Regions from separate parts of the Homo sapiens genome. Here region 1 is linked to region 2. A link is a contact called in ENCODE Hi-C or POLR2A ChIA-PET data. All regions are on one chromosome and are shown on one strand. Each heading gives the region's core, a stretch centred on a gene start or an enhancer-like site at or near the end of the contact. The rest is flanking DNA. Distances are from core to core; before and after follow the strand shown. Region 1 holds the start of CNOT3 (CCR4-NOT transcription complex subunit 3). Region 2 holds the start of ZNF432 (zinc finger protein 432).

Region 1 (7,515 bases), core at 1,984-4,483, 2.1 Mb before region 2:
AACAGAGGGTCATGGGCAGGTGCTCCAGCCCAGAGAGAGAAGAGGTCTCATGGTCTACACCCCTAAACAAGGCAATCAACACCTTAGGCAGGTGACGCCCTCCCTGTGTCTCCACACGGAAAGGACTGGTATCCTAGTGCAGAGGAAGAATACCCACAGACAGGAGACCACACTGTGGCAGCAAGAGAAGGAAGTCCTGGAGGGGTCACAAGCCAGGAGGAGGGGAACAAGAGCGCTAACCCAGGGAGGTGATGTTTCAGACAGAACAGTGTGACATCGAAGTCGGCTACAGCTGAGACCCAGTGAGGAGGCAGCTCCTCCACAGAGAAGGGGCAAGTGCCAGAGGCCCAGGGTACTTGTCCCCTAGAGAGGCTGGAGCCTTAGCCACAGTAGAGACAACACCTTCCCCGCTAAGAAAATCCCTATATCATGAGGGTATCTGTACCTCTGGTCCCCCCAGCAAAGGACCAGAGAGAAGGGAAGCTGGAGCCTGAGTCTCGAAGCAGAGACGCCGCCAGAGAAGAAAGAGCCCCATTTGCTGTAGTCAGGGGGGCATCCACCAAGATCCTCCAAGGAAGGTGGTGATCGCAGGTCCACTCTCAGGCGTGAAGAACCTGTGCTCCAGCAGCAAAGGCTCTCCAAGAGCACTGAGGAATCTGGGAACCTCGGCCCAGGAGGAGACTTACCCAAGAGGAACACACATCCCCACAGGGAAGGGACCCACAAGGCGGGTGGCGGGGTGGGGGGAGGTGAGCAGGACACCAGCCTCACAGGAGCCAACACGCTAAAATCAGAGCCAAAACCAGTAAAGAAGAGCCCCCCAGACTTCATCTCAGGGAAGATGATACCACCACACAAAGACTCGAGGAGGGAGGGGCAGGAGGTCAGCCCTGGGAAACTAACACCGGGTGGTCCTTAACCTTGGGGGCCGTCATGTGCCCACAGAGTGGTCTTTGTCATGAGGCACCTTTGATCTGGGAGAGCTTCCGCCTCTGCAGCAAGGAGCTCTGAGAAGTGATGTTGAAGGGTGATCCTTAACCCAGGTGGCTGCTGACGTGGCCACACAGAGGCTCTGAGACTCCAGAAGAAGGATGCGTTAGGGCCTGGGGTAGAGGTAGTCATCTCCACTGAGATGCCCCATGCCAAGGGTGGGGGGCTGGAATCTCCCACCTTGGAAAGTCTACACCAGAGAAGTCTCTGGTCCCAGGGACAGGGTCTACAGTGGAGTCTCCCGCTTGAGACTCAGGTATCTTACATCCACACAGCCAGGAAACTATGCCTTACCCCATACAGTGACAAATCAAGAGGGGGTTTTGGAAGCATTAGCCGGGGGCACCTGCATCCGAGAGGGGTCCTCAGCCTTACGGTGGGGACACATGCAGAGGCGTGGACACCTCAAATCCAGAAAAGCAGCCATACCAATACCAAGGATGGCAAGAACCTTATCCCTGGGGGAGGTGACACCAAGAAAGGGTCCTTACCCTGGAGAGAAGGCACAGCCCCAGAGGGAAGAGCCCCCACCTCGCAGTACAGGAACCCGGGTCTAGGAAGCTTCCTACTCTCATGGGGTACCAGCAGCGGGGCCAGAAGGCGAAACCCTTGTTCTCCAACTGCTGACACCCAGCGTAAGGGTAGATGGGAAGTCAACAAACCCACAGTGTGGGATCTGATGCAAATATCAAGGGCAGTGGGCTTCTTGGTCCTTGGAGAGCTGACACCCTAAAGGAGGAGACTGGTGTGAAGATGGAAGAAGCCTCATACTCAGGCAGGGGTGAAGGGAGGGAGGGGAGACATCAAAACCCCTCACCAAAAGGACAGGAGAGCTCACCCCGGGGTGGGTGGCCGCCCTGCACTGAGAGGCAGGGACTGCTCAGAAAGAGGGGCTGGTGCTGCCCGCAGTGGGAGCTCACTAACATGGACAGCGTGGCGGCTTAGTGTCTTTCACCAGGCACCTGAGCGCCAGGGGATCCCAGCAGCCCCCAGCAACAAGACCACAGTGGTCCTGATATCACTGGGAGACGCCCACACCCAGAAGGTCGGAGAGTCACGATGCAGGGGAGTTCAAGGCTGCAAAGCCAGGGGCAGACGCCAGGATCAAAGAAGTGTGAGAGCTGAGACCAGACGTGGGCCACACTGAGGACGGTCCTGTACCCCAGGTGGGGGAAAGCCAAACTCCCCCAAAAAGGCAGGCGCCCAGTGCAGCGGGATGGCGAGGCTGGAGCCACCCAGGGCGCTACTCGCTATGAGAGGGAAGAGCTGCAGACTACAGAGGTGGAAACTTCGGCAAAGGCTCCAACTAACGGGGAGTTTCTCCTCCACTCCTCTCCCAAGAGGCTCCCATCCGATACAGACGGGCAGCTGGAACCTGAGATCCAGGGGAGGCTGCGCTCCCGGGAGCAGTGAGGAGGGATGCGGAGGGCGGCCTCGGTCCTGGGAAGGGTGACTCCCCCACCCAGCTGGGGTCCTCGTCCCGACCACCACCCCCCCTCCCCGCCACCGTCGAGGGAGAAGCCCCGGCGCGGAGGCTGCCCCACAACGCGAAGGACCGAGGCCGAGGGGGGCAGGCACCTGAGCCCCGAGAGGGCGGGCACCTGGGACCAGGGGCGCCTCCATCCTTCCAGCCAGGAGCCAATACCGACGCGGAGAGGGGCGGGCACCTCGCGCCCGGGAGGCTTCGCACCCTCACACCCCTACCGGGGGGCCCGACGCGATGCCACGCGGGGAGGCGGCGGCGGGCGGGGCCCGGGGTCCGGGTCGCGGAAGGACCCCCGGGAGGCGCTGAGGAACGTGAAAGAGGCGCAGGAACGGGAGGGCGAGAGGGAGGGAGCCGCCCCCCGCCGGGAGCCCCGCGCTGCAGAGGCGGCGGCAGGGGGCAGGCGAGGGGAGGCCATGTCGCGACAGACGGCGGTGTCGCCAGGGCGGGAGGCGGCGGGGAGGGCGGCCGATGGCGCCGGGGGGAGGAAGGGAAGGGGTCCGGCCCAGTCGAGCCTGACGCTCTCACCACAGGAGCTGGCGCCGCCGCTGAGGAGCGTATCGCGACAGGCGGGGGAGGCGAGCGCCCGCCGCCTTTTTCTCGCGCCCCGGGCCCGGGCGCTATCGCGATAGCGGCGCGAAGCGGAAGTGGGGTTGGGGGAGTGGGCCCGGGGTTGTTCTGACGACGGGGGTCGGGGCTCAAGGGAGGCCGCGGCGTCTGCCGATGGCTCCGCGGAAGCTGACCGGGCCCGGTCCAAGATGGCGGCGGCGGAGGAGGCCTCCCCTCCTCTCTTCTCGTCTCTGGCGCCGACCCGCCCCCGAGTCCCGAATATAGGCCAGTCATTGCTCCCGCTGAACGTCGCTCCTGACCCTTGGAGGCTTTCTATTGGTTCCTGGCAGGGATGCGCCCTGCCCCCTTTCGCGGATTGGGTGATCGCTCCAAGGCGCGGCGTTCGATTGGCCTCCCGCGCAGGCTGCTAGGATTGGCTCAGGTTTTCCTCCCCGCTCCTCCTCCTCCTCCCGCCTCAGGGCACAACACGCCAGCGCGAGGACCCGAACGTCAATCAAGAGACCTGTGTCGTGCTGATTGGATGTATCCGCCCCCCTCTCTTAAAACAATTGGTCTGGGGGAGGAGCTACGACAGTCCAGGGGCGGGAAGTCGTCCGTCAAGTTTAGAGCTCTTTTTAATTGGTTGCGGGGGCATATTCTGCCTTGAAGTCATTGGTTGGTCCTGGAAGTGGGTGGGGAAAGCGGAGGAAGGCATGGAGTGTGGGCGTTAGGGGCCGCGTACCTAATGGGAGACAGACAGGTGCCTTTAAAGCGGGGGCCGAGCCGAAGTCATCTGCCAATCAAAACAGCCACAGGGCCAAGTGGGAGGAGCTGGGCAAGAAAGTCCACCCCTTTTTCTTCGTTGGCCCTAAAAGTTATCATTCATGCTAGTTGGACCAATAGCGTGGCGAGTGGGCGGTAGCTGCTCGTAGAGCGTGTGAAAGAGGGTGTATGTAGCTGGCAGAAGTGGGACTTGGTCGCAACCGTTGCGTCCCGGCCAGGTAAGCAGCTTCCCTCTCAGCTGCCTCGTCTTTCTCCAAGTGCCTCTATGTTGGCACATCTCTGAAATTCATTATTTGCTGAGTGAAAGAAGAAAGGGACCAGAGACACTGCTTTAAGTCTCTGGCACCGTGCATAGCAGAATTGGTTGGGAAGCGTGAGGCATGGAGTTTTTGTCCTGCCCCTGCCTGGTTAGGCGACCAGATGGTGGGACAGTCATTCTCCTCTGCGTCTCCGCTTCCTTAGTGTGTTGAGGACGCTGCAGAAGGTACAGAGGAGACGGGTGGCTCCCTAATGCCTGCTCGTTTCAGGTCTCAGCTCTGTTGTCTTCTTGGAGAGAAAACTTCCCTGACCTCCCTCCCGGGCGGAGCGCTCCTGCGCGCCTTGTTCGTTAGGATTTATTTTTGTACGTCTACCGTCATTTTCGTAATTATTCGGTTTCCCTGTCTGGATTTTGCATCTCCAGCACTTAGCACGCAGGAAGTAGTCAGTAACCATTTGTCAAAGGAATAGATGAATGAATGTGAGGAATGACTTGTGATTGAAAACTTAACTAGACACTGAGACTTCCACGAACTGGGAGGCATTTGCCCAGGGTCACACAACCGAGATGGGAAGCCAGATTCGCCCCTTCCTGTCTAGGTGGTGGAAAGTAAGATAAATCCCAGGGAGAGGTGAACGTGAAGGAGGATGGAGCCGTTCAGCACCACCCGCATCAGAATGGTCTGAGGCAAGGGGGAGGAGGAATGCTTGCGAAAATGCATATTCGTAGGCCCACACACAGACAACGGGAATGAAGCCTAGAGTTATTGTTCTAGAGCTTTGCTATTCAAACTGTGGCCCCTGGACAAAGTATCGCTTCTCAGACATCTCCGGAATCACCTAGGAATGTGTTAAAATGCAAATTCTGCTTTTCTAACAAGTGCCGCAGTCCACGGTCCGCAGTTCACTTTGCACACCGCGGATCTAGCGATGACTTTCCAACTTGGCTGCACATCAGAGTCACCTGAGGAACTTGTTGTTATTGTTGTTGTTGTTGAGACGAAGACTTGCTCTTGTCCCCCAGGCTGGAGAGCAGTGGCACAATCTAGGCTCACTGCAGCCTCTGCCTCCCGGGGTTCAAGTGATTCTCCCGCCTCAGCCTCCCGAGTAGCTGGGATTACAGGCGCCCGCCACCACGCCCGACTAATTTTTGTATTTTTAGTAGAGACGGGGTTTCACCATGTTGGCCAGGCTGGTGTCGAACTCCTGACCTCAGGTGATCCGCTCGCCTCAGTCTCCCAAAGTGCTGGGATTACAGGCGTGAGCCACTGCGCCTGGCCTACCTGAGGAACTTTAAAAAAAAAAAATTTTTTTTAAATTAGAGGCCAGGCCGGGCCGGGAGAATCACTTGAACCCGGGAGGCAGAGGCTGCAGTGAGCCTAGATTGCGCCATTGCACCTGTAATCCCAGCACTCTCAGAGGCCGAGGTGGGCGGATCACCTGAGGTAGGGAGTTCAAAACCAGCCTGGCCAACATGGTGAAACCCCGTCTCTACTAAAAATACAAAAATTAGCTGGGCATGGTGGCATGTGCCTGTAATCCCAGCTACTCGGGAGGCTGAGGCGGGAGAATCACTTGAACCTGGGAGGCAGAGGTTGCAGTGACCCGAGATTGCGCCATTGCACTCCAGCCTGGGTGACAGAGCAAGACGCCGTCTCAAAAAATAAAAATAAAAAATAAAAAAGTCCAGATACCCAGGCTTACACTGGACCAACTAAAACGATCTTGAGGTGGGAGCCAGTGTCTCTCTCACCCAGGCTGGAGTGCAGGGGCGCCATCTCGGCTCACTGCAACCTCTGCCTCCCAGGTTCAAGCCATTCTCCCACCTCAGCCTCCCAAGTAGCTGGGATTACAGGCGTGAGCCACCGCGCCCAGCGTAAGAGCCGCTTACAGAGTCTTCTTTTCTAGAGCAGTGCTTCTGAAATGTGGCCTTGGGTCAGGCACGTACCCATCACCTGGGAACTTGTTTGAAAGGCACATTTTTGAGCCCCACCCTAGACTGAATCAGAAACTCTGGGCCCAGCAACTATGTTTTAACAAGTCCTCAGTGTAATTCTGAAGCGCATTAAATTCTGAGAACCTCTGTTCTGAAAGTACGAGGGCTGCAGGCCCAGGCGACTCAAGATTCCTTTCCTGAGATTGACACCCTCATGCCACAGCCCCATTGGTAGATGCCGGATATTTTGGCCAAGGGAGATGGGGGATTCTGAACAGGGTTGTGGACCACGGGTCCTTCCCTGGCAGACCAGTATGTAGAGATCAGCAAAGGTTGTCATTTTCAAACAGGGTTGACCCAGAGGGTCAGGGATAACATTGAGAAAACAGACTTGAGTTATACAACCTGGGGTAGTTCAGCCACTCAAGGGAACCTCCTGAGTGTGTCGACTTTTTGACTTGAGGAAGGAGAGAGATTTAGAGATTGCCACTGAGGTCCAGAGACAGAGCTCTGGGTTGAAGGACAGGGATCCAGAGATACACAGAGTGGTGACGGGGAGGCCCAGAGAGGGGAACAGAAAGAGCAAAATCTCAGACAGGACCTAGAAAGTCAGAGGGAGACCCAGATAGCATGAGCTGGAGAGAGGGAGGGAGAGAGAGAGAGGGAAGGTGGAGAGAGGGAGGGAGAGAGGGAAGGTGGAGAGAGGGAGGGAGGGAGGGAGAGAGGGGAGGTGGAGAGAGGGAGGGAGAGGGGAGGAGAGAGGGAAGGTGGAGAGGGAGGGAGAGGGAAGGTGGAGGGAGGGAGAGGGAAGGTGGAGGGAGGGAGAGGGAAGGTGGAGAGAGGGAGGGAGGGAGGGAGAGAGGGAGGGGAGGTGGAGAGAGGGAGGGGAGGTGGAGGGAGGGAGAGGGGAGGAGAGAGAGGGAGGGAGAGGGGAGGTGGAGAGAGGGAGGGAGGGGGAGAGGGGAGGTGGAGAGAGGGAAGGTGGAGAGAGGGAGGGAGGGGGAGAGGGGAGGAGAGAGGGAAGGTGGAGAGAGGGAGGGAGGGAGAGAGGGGAAGGTGGAGAGAGGGAGGGGAGGTGGAGAGAGGGAAGGTGGAGTGAGGGGAGGTGGAGAGAGGGGAGGTGGAGAGGGAGGGAGAGAGAGAGGGGAGGTGGAGAGAGGGAGGGAGAGAGAGAGGGGAGGTGGAGAGGGAGGAAGAGAGAGAGGGGAGGTGGAGAGAGGGAGGGAGAGAGAGGGGAGGTGGAGAGAAGGAGGGAGAGAGAGAGGAGGTAGAGACCTGGAGGCATCATCTTCCCACCAGGCTGCTGCTTGTCCTGGTAACATCTCTTAGGTAACTAACAGAAGCCCGACCTTGTAGGTCAGGTGACTAGCGCTGCCTCCTTAGTACCACCGTGTAGCCCAGCTCCGGAGCACATAGTAAATGGAACCCCTGGAGTTGCTCTTCCTTAACCTCTCCAGGGAGACGGTTTCATGCCACCCGCTAGGACAGCCCCTGCTGTCCCCTGGAAACTCTCCTG
Region 2 (6,737 bases), core at 2,017-4,516:
CCCATGAGGCCATATCTCAGGCTATCACATGGGGAGAAACCTGGGGCAATACCTGGCTTTCCTAGGCAGAGGTCCCTGTGGGCTTGTGCAGTGTATTGTGTCTCTGGGTACTTGAGATTGGAGAATGGTGATGACTTTTACCAAGCATACTGCCTTCAAGCACTTTTTAAACAAAGCACATCCTGCGCAGCCCTAAAACCATTAAACCTTCTGTCAACACAACACATGTCTCTGCAAGCACTGGGTTGGAGCTAGGGTTACAGATTAACAGCATCTCAAGGCAGAAGAATTTCTCTTAGTATAGAACAAAATGGAGTCTCTTTTGTCTACTTCTTTCTACATAGACAAGTTAACAGTCTGATCTCTCTTTCTTTTCCCCACAGCTGCCCTTATTATTTTTTCCTTCATTTCAACTTTGATGAATTCAAACAGGATACAATTTGGGGAATATATGCTTATAATTTGCACTTGAGCTATTCTGTCCGAGTATGCCCCAGGACATTTTATGGAAATACCATGCAGTGCAATTTCAGACTCTGAGCATCTAAAAACCTGCCTCAGTATGCATGAATATTCACTATATGATTATAGTTCTACATGCCTTTGTATGTATAAGATCCATGGCTTGCATTTGCCTTGATTTTTATGTGTGGTAAAAATAAAAATATAGCAAGTGTATACAAATATTAGGAAATGGGCCAGGTGTTGGAGCTCATTCCTGTAATCCCAGCACTTTCGGAGGCCAAGGCAGGTGGATCACATGAGTTCAGAAGTTTGAGACCAGCATGAACAACATGGTGAAACCATGTCTGTACTAAAAATACAAAAATTAGCTGGGTGTGGTGGTACACCTGTAATCCCAGCTATTTGGGAGGCTGAGGCAGAAGAATTGCTTGAACCCGGGAGACAGAGTTTGCAGTGAGCTGAGATTGCACCACTGCGCACCAACCTGGGTGACAGAGTGAGATGCAGTCTAAAAAAAAACTTATTAAAAAAATATATTATATATATGGAAATAAACAATAATTAGGAAATAAGAATTTCTTATTTGTGCTTAGAATACACAGTGAAGTAAACAGAAAAAAAGAACAACAACAAAAAAGAATACATAGTGAAGTAATTTGAAAAGATTAAATGTTAAGACAGGCATGGTGGCTTATGCCTGTAATCCTGGCACTTTGGAAGGTCGAGGTGGGAGGATTGCTTGAGCCCAAAAGTTCAAGACCAGCCTGGGCAACATGATGAAACATCATCTCCACAAAACATACAAATATCAGCTCTGTTATATATGAAATAAACAGAGTTTTCCAAAGATCTTTTATAAGATGGGAGAAAGGAGATGAAATAGAAGAGAGATTGACTTGGTCCTTCAGGATTGGAATCTGATAGATGGGACACTAGAGGAAGTTTAATGTAATCTTTTTGGCTATCTAGATCTAGTTTTTAGGCCCTGGCTAGAAGCCAGTTAGTTCCTCTTCTAGAATGGCCAATTAAGTCTACAATGCCGGCCACAGTGAGCTTGTGGTATTTAGCTTGCCCTAATCCTATCCCCATATCCTCAGCTTCAAGGTAGCCTTGAAAAGCAACCACCTTTTAACAACAGTAACAGTGAATATCTGCACCCTAGCAGAATATCTGCACTTGAGGAGGTAGAAATGGCTCTGAAAATGGCAGAAATGGCTCTGAAACACCCAAAAGCCTCCATCCCCACAGAATGTTCACTACTAAGCCTGCTTTGCAGCCTGCTGAATAGGTCTATTCTCATAGTATTTCTCTATTTGGCTTGACTTTATTTATGTGAACACTCCTACCCATAGGGCACTTGTCAAAAAACAATCAGCAGCAATTGTTTAACACTAGAGTGTTTAGGGGAGTGACAGTGTGTGTCTGCGTGATAGATGGAAGTAATAAGAGGGCACAGGGGAAAGGGGCCATACGCATAAGATGATGGAACAGAGAGCCTGGAGGGTGGGGTATAGAGAGTGTAGGGGAAGGGAGAAGGCAGACAGGTAAAAGGAAAAAGAATGTTAAGTGTTGTTCAGCCTCAAGACTGACATGATGAAAGTACCTTTATTGTGGTTTTTGTAAATTAGAATGCATGCTTTATTATTAAAAAAAACACAATTGAAAATGTTAAGGACCTTTTCCTCCTTGCTTCTTATAAGAAACCATCATAAGACATAACTTGTAATAATTCTGTAGAAATATACATATATAAAGATATATGTATATATATATTTTAAAATAGTATGTTTTTATTGCAAAATATTCATTAGTGTCATCATATCATAGCCAGATCTACAACCCCAGAGTAATTCCCATGGTTATGTTACATGGCAAAAAGGACTCTGCATTGTAATTAAGTTTATTAATCAGCTGACTTTAGCATTGGGAGATTATTCTGGATTGCCCAAGCACTTAAGAATAGGAGAAACCGGAGAGATGCAGCAGCAATAGTCAGTGGTTTCAAATATGAAAGGGATTTCACATACTATTGTTGGCTTTAAAGATAGGAAGTCGTGGGGGCAAGGAAACTCTCTAAAGGAAATTAATCTGGCAACAACCTAAATAATTCTAGAAAAGGATTCTTTTCCAGAGTCAAGAACAGAGCCAGGTGGTTCTTCTCTTCTAAAGACATTTCCATGGGCCAGTTCCACCGCAAGCTTCTCAGAGAGAATATGTTCTGCCGTACGGACACCGAACGTCCCCTAAGATGGCCGCCCCCATGATGCTCTCCCCTAAGGGCTCTGGCTCCGTTACCTGCAACGCACCGCTCGCTTATTTTTTGTTCTAGTCTCTCTTGCTTCAGTTTTTATACGGCTTCTAAAACGCTTCGCATTTACAATAGTGACTGAGGTGCCCAGAGGTGACTTTAATTTTCCATTGAGCTGAGACGTCACAGCCATCATAACCGCTAAGAAGGGATGCCGCGCCTTTGTGGTAATAATGGGTTCTGGCCTTTGAGAAGTTTGCGCCGTTCACTGTCCCCTGCGAGGAGAAGACTAACTTATTTCTGTTCCGTGTCTGTTCAGAGGACTTTACCCCCACGCCGTGTCTGCCTGTGTGAACTCAAGCCTCTGATAAGCTCTCCATTTTCTGCCAGGGCTGAGGTGTCTGGAAATCGGACAGTTTAAGAGGCCTCCGTCCACCGCGTCTCCCGGCCGCTGTGCCTTCTGTACGTCACGTACTCAAAGATGGCCGCCCCCAGAGCGGCGAGGCGACGCCGGCGCGGACGCGTCTCCTCCTGAGGAAAAGCCGGAAGGCCGCATTCCGCTCTCCATGGAAACGCGGCTGACCGTCTCTGGAGGTTTAGAGGGGGAGGGAGTTGGGCGAGGGGCCCAGAAGTGGAAGAAGTTTAGGGAAGTAAGTTCAGCTTTTAAGAGGTCGCGGCGATTCCAAGGAGAGTCAGGTCAGTGTGTGGGTCAGGGCGTGGAAACGTGGTGGGAGGGAGCTTTCTGAGGGCGTCTGCGTTGTTGGTGGCGCTATATGGTGGAGGTAGCGCGGGGGTTGGGGGAGGCGGGGGCGGGTGTTTCCTTTTGGAGGGGAGCTGGTAGGAGTCCCTGGTGGGTGTCTGTGATAGGATATCTTTGGGGTCCCTCATGGAGGCTCTGGTGGTCAGTGATTAAAGGCCTGAATAGATCAACGACCAAGAGTACTGAGGTCAGGGATTGTGGTCCTCGCGGGTCACTCCCCAGTGGGGCTCAGTGATTGAGAATCGATGGGGTGGCTTTTGTCAACGAATGTGACTTCTGTTTCACATTCTGGATTAATCTGAGGCTTAGTGATTGATGAATCATTAAGGGAATCCAGTGTACGTGTGTGTCTATTCCAGGTTTTCCTATTTTATCTGGCGGGGTGGTGGTCTTTTGTCTAGAGACAAGTGAAAGCCGAAGTCTTTTCACAAGAGCCCTGGCTGGTTTTGTGTGTGTGTGTGTGTGTGTGTGTGTGTGTGTGTGTGTGTGTGTGTGTGTGTGTTGAGCTCAAACTTTGGCTGGAACAGACTTGATGAACGTTAACATTTCCTAAAAGTTTCAGGTCCGAGTACCTCCTCCACAATGAGTTTTCTAATCCTCTGGCTTTCCACAACAACCCATGCTCTTGAACCTGCAGAAAATGAAAGTTTTTTGGGGGTGAAGGGGGGCGGATGAATAGGCTTTCTATTTAACATTATGTTTTTAAATTACTGCGCACAAATTAACAAGAGCCTATTTTTATCCTTCCTCTTGCAAATGTACTGCATATTTTTATGGGTGTTTCAGGTTTTGTATGTTAGTATATAAAGGCGGCTATTTTCCCAGTATTTATATTTTTGAATTGTTTTCTAAATTTGTATTTATAACTCGTATTCCTTTTCTCTGTCTCCCTCTTTTTTTCTATGTGTTTCTTGTTCTTCATATTGAAGTGTGTATATAAACATTTTTTTTTTTTTTTTGAGATGGAGTCTTGCTTTTGTCGCCCAGGCTTGAGTGCAATGGCTGGGCTCACTGCAAACTTCGCCTCCTGCGTTCAAGCCATTCTCCTGCCTCAGTCTCCGAGTAGCTGGGATTACAGGTGCCTGCCACCATGCCTGGCTAATTTTTTCTATTTTTAGTAGAGACAGTGTTTCACCATGTTGACAAGGCTGGTCTCGAACTCCTGACCTCAGGTGATCTGCCCATCTCGGCCTCCCAAAGTGCTGGGATTACAGGTGTAAGCCATCATGCCTGGCCGTATATAAACACTTTTAAATATATATAAAGACTTTTAAAGAGGTGTGAGAGTAACATTGTATAAAGGAAAAAATGTAGTTTCTCACCATCCATATGGCCTGATTTAAAAAACTGATATGAGAATTACCTACTGCTTAGGCATGATGCTATGTGGATTCTCCTTTGTGACCTCCCCTTTCATCTTCATGTTACTTCCACACTTCACCGAAGAAAGGCATTTGGCCTACATTGAGGGTCTTGTGTTTCCTTGGTTTGAGAGAACCAAATAAAGAGACAAATATTCAGGGCCACGTGTTAAGGTGAATGTACCCCTGAAAGTTGTTTTGCTCTTCAGTCCACAGGTCCTGGCTACCCTGGGAAGAGACAAGAAGTAAATGAAGAAAGAGGAAGATTCCAGGACCTAGATATGATTTCTGTGGACACCCTTCACTGGTGACTGAAGTTTCTAAATAGAAATTTAAGGCAGATCCAGAGGAGACAAAGACAGAGTATCCCAGGTGCTGGCCATTTCCCACAACAGAAGAAAATGATCAATGCCCAGGTGACTTTTTCTCTATTTTATTCTCTCCTTTATTCCATAGTGGATTTGTAGAGACCCGTAAGAAATCATTTCAGAATCTAGAGAGAAATAAACTTTAAATCTAACTCCAACATCATGGCAAAGTAAGATCAGGAATATAGTGTTTATGTGATTCCTACAAAATGACTGATGTTGGAAAATAATGCCTGACTAGAAGATCCTTTCCATTACCTTAGCTCTCAGTTTGCATCTGATGTCTCTGACAGCCAGTACAAGAAAGTCACACTAAGTTATACAGTGACTGTGGGGAGAAAGCAGACAGGTTCCTCAGGAGATTATTATTTCATGGCACTTAGATCTCAAGAAAAATTTGCTATTCTTCCCAGAGGTGATATGGTGAACAGTGTTTTGAACTAGCTTTCTAATAAAGGCAGAAGATTTCTTACTGCTGTTTATTACACGGTTCCTCAGAGACTCCTATGGAAATAGACCAGGCAAACTCAGTGGAAACAGTTTTTTTAGGGGACGAAAGCAAGGCCACACACTCAAGTCTTGCGTGTCTGTGTGAGCTTATTTAGGAATAAAATCTAAGTGACCTAGGAAAATGGAAGGTGTGCATAGCTTCCATTTTCCTGAACATGTGGCTGAACTGGCATTAACTGCAGATTTGGCATTAGGGAGTTGTCTGATAAGGTCTTGAGTCGTTGGGTGCCATGTTTGATAACTTCACCTCATCTCAGAATATACAATATCCTTCTGCATTTTCACCTCCAATTCTTGCATACTTATATTGCTTTTATTTTTTGTAATTACATAAATTACTCATGGAATCCAAAGGGAAAAAATTCTTTTTTTTTTTTTTTTTTTGGTTTTTGTTTTTTGAGATGGAATCTCACTCTGTTGCCCAAGCCGGAGTGCAGTGCGTGATCTTGGCTTACTGCAACCTCCACGTCCTGGGTTCAAGGGATTCTTCTGCCTCAGCTTCCTGAGTAGCTGGGATTACAGGTGTGCACTTGCATGCCTGGCTAGTTTTTGTATTTTTAGTAGAGATGGGGTTTTGCCATCTTGGCCAGGCTGGTCTCGAACTCCTGACCTCAGGTGATCCACCCGCCTCGGCCTCCCAAAGTGCTGGGATTACAGGCGTGAGCCACTGCACCTGGCCTCACAGGGAAATAAATTCTGATGATGAAGTACACACTGGTTAAAAAAGTAAATTTCCGGGCCGGGCACAGTGGCTCACGCCTGTAATCCCAGCACTTTTGGAGGCCAACCAGGCGGGTCACCTGAGGTCGGGAGTTCAAGACCAGCCTGACCAACATGGAGAAACCGTATCTCTACTAAAAACACAAAATTAACTGGGTGTGGTGGCGCATGCCTGTAATCCCAGCTACTCAGGAGACTGAGACAGGAGAATCGCTTGAATCCGGGAGGTGGAGGTTGTGGTGAGCCGAGATCATGCCATTGCACTCCAGCCTGGGCAACAAGAGCGAAACTCCGTCTCGAAAAAA

Evidence for each region. Hi-C counts contacts between places; a loop is a spot of excess contacts on that map. ChIA-PET counts read pairs that join two places held with the same protein, here RNA polymerase II (POLR2A). Pooled maps may share reads with other maps.
Region 1: a pooled map shows a loop between it and region 2 (9-fold over the local background). The contact joins the promoter of CNOT3 here to the promoter of ZNF432 in region 2. A Hi-C loop is called at or near these places in 1 of 168 maps with a recorded cell type or tissue (breast epithelium) and 2 of 50 pooled maps. POLR2A ChIA-PET finds 5 or more read pairs at or near these places in 1 of 52 experiments (BJ).

Annotation. Positions count from the first base shown.
Region 1 is chr19:54,133,480-54,140,994 of GRCh38, reverse strand. It overlaps CNOT3 (CCR4-NOT transcription complex subunit 3), which reads right to left and starts at 3,233. Exons shown (of 18, transcript NM_014516.4): 1 at 3,002-3,233.
Region 2 is chr19:52,045,367-52,052,103 of GRCh38, reverse strand. ZNF432 (zinc finger protein 432) reads left to right here and starts at 3,266. Exons shown (of 5, transcript NM_014650.4): 1 at 3,266-3,409; 2 at 5,044-5,250. The coding sequence starts at 5,236. RefSeq lists an enhancer at 2,894-3,483.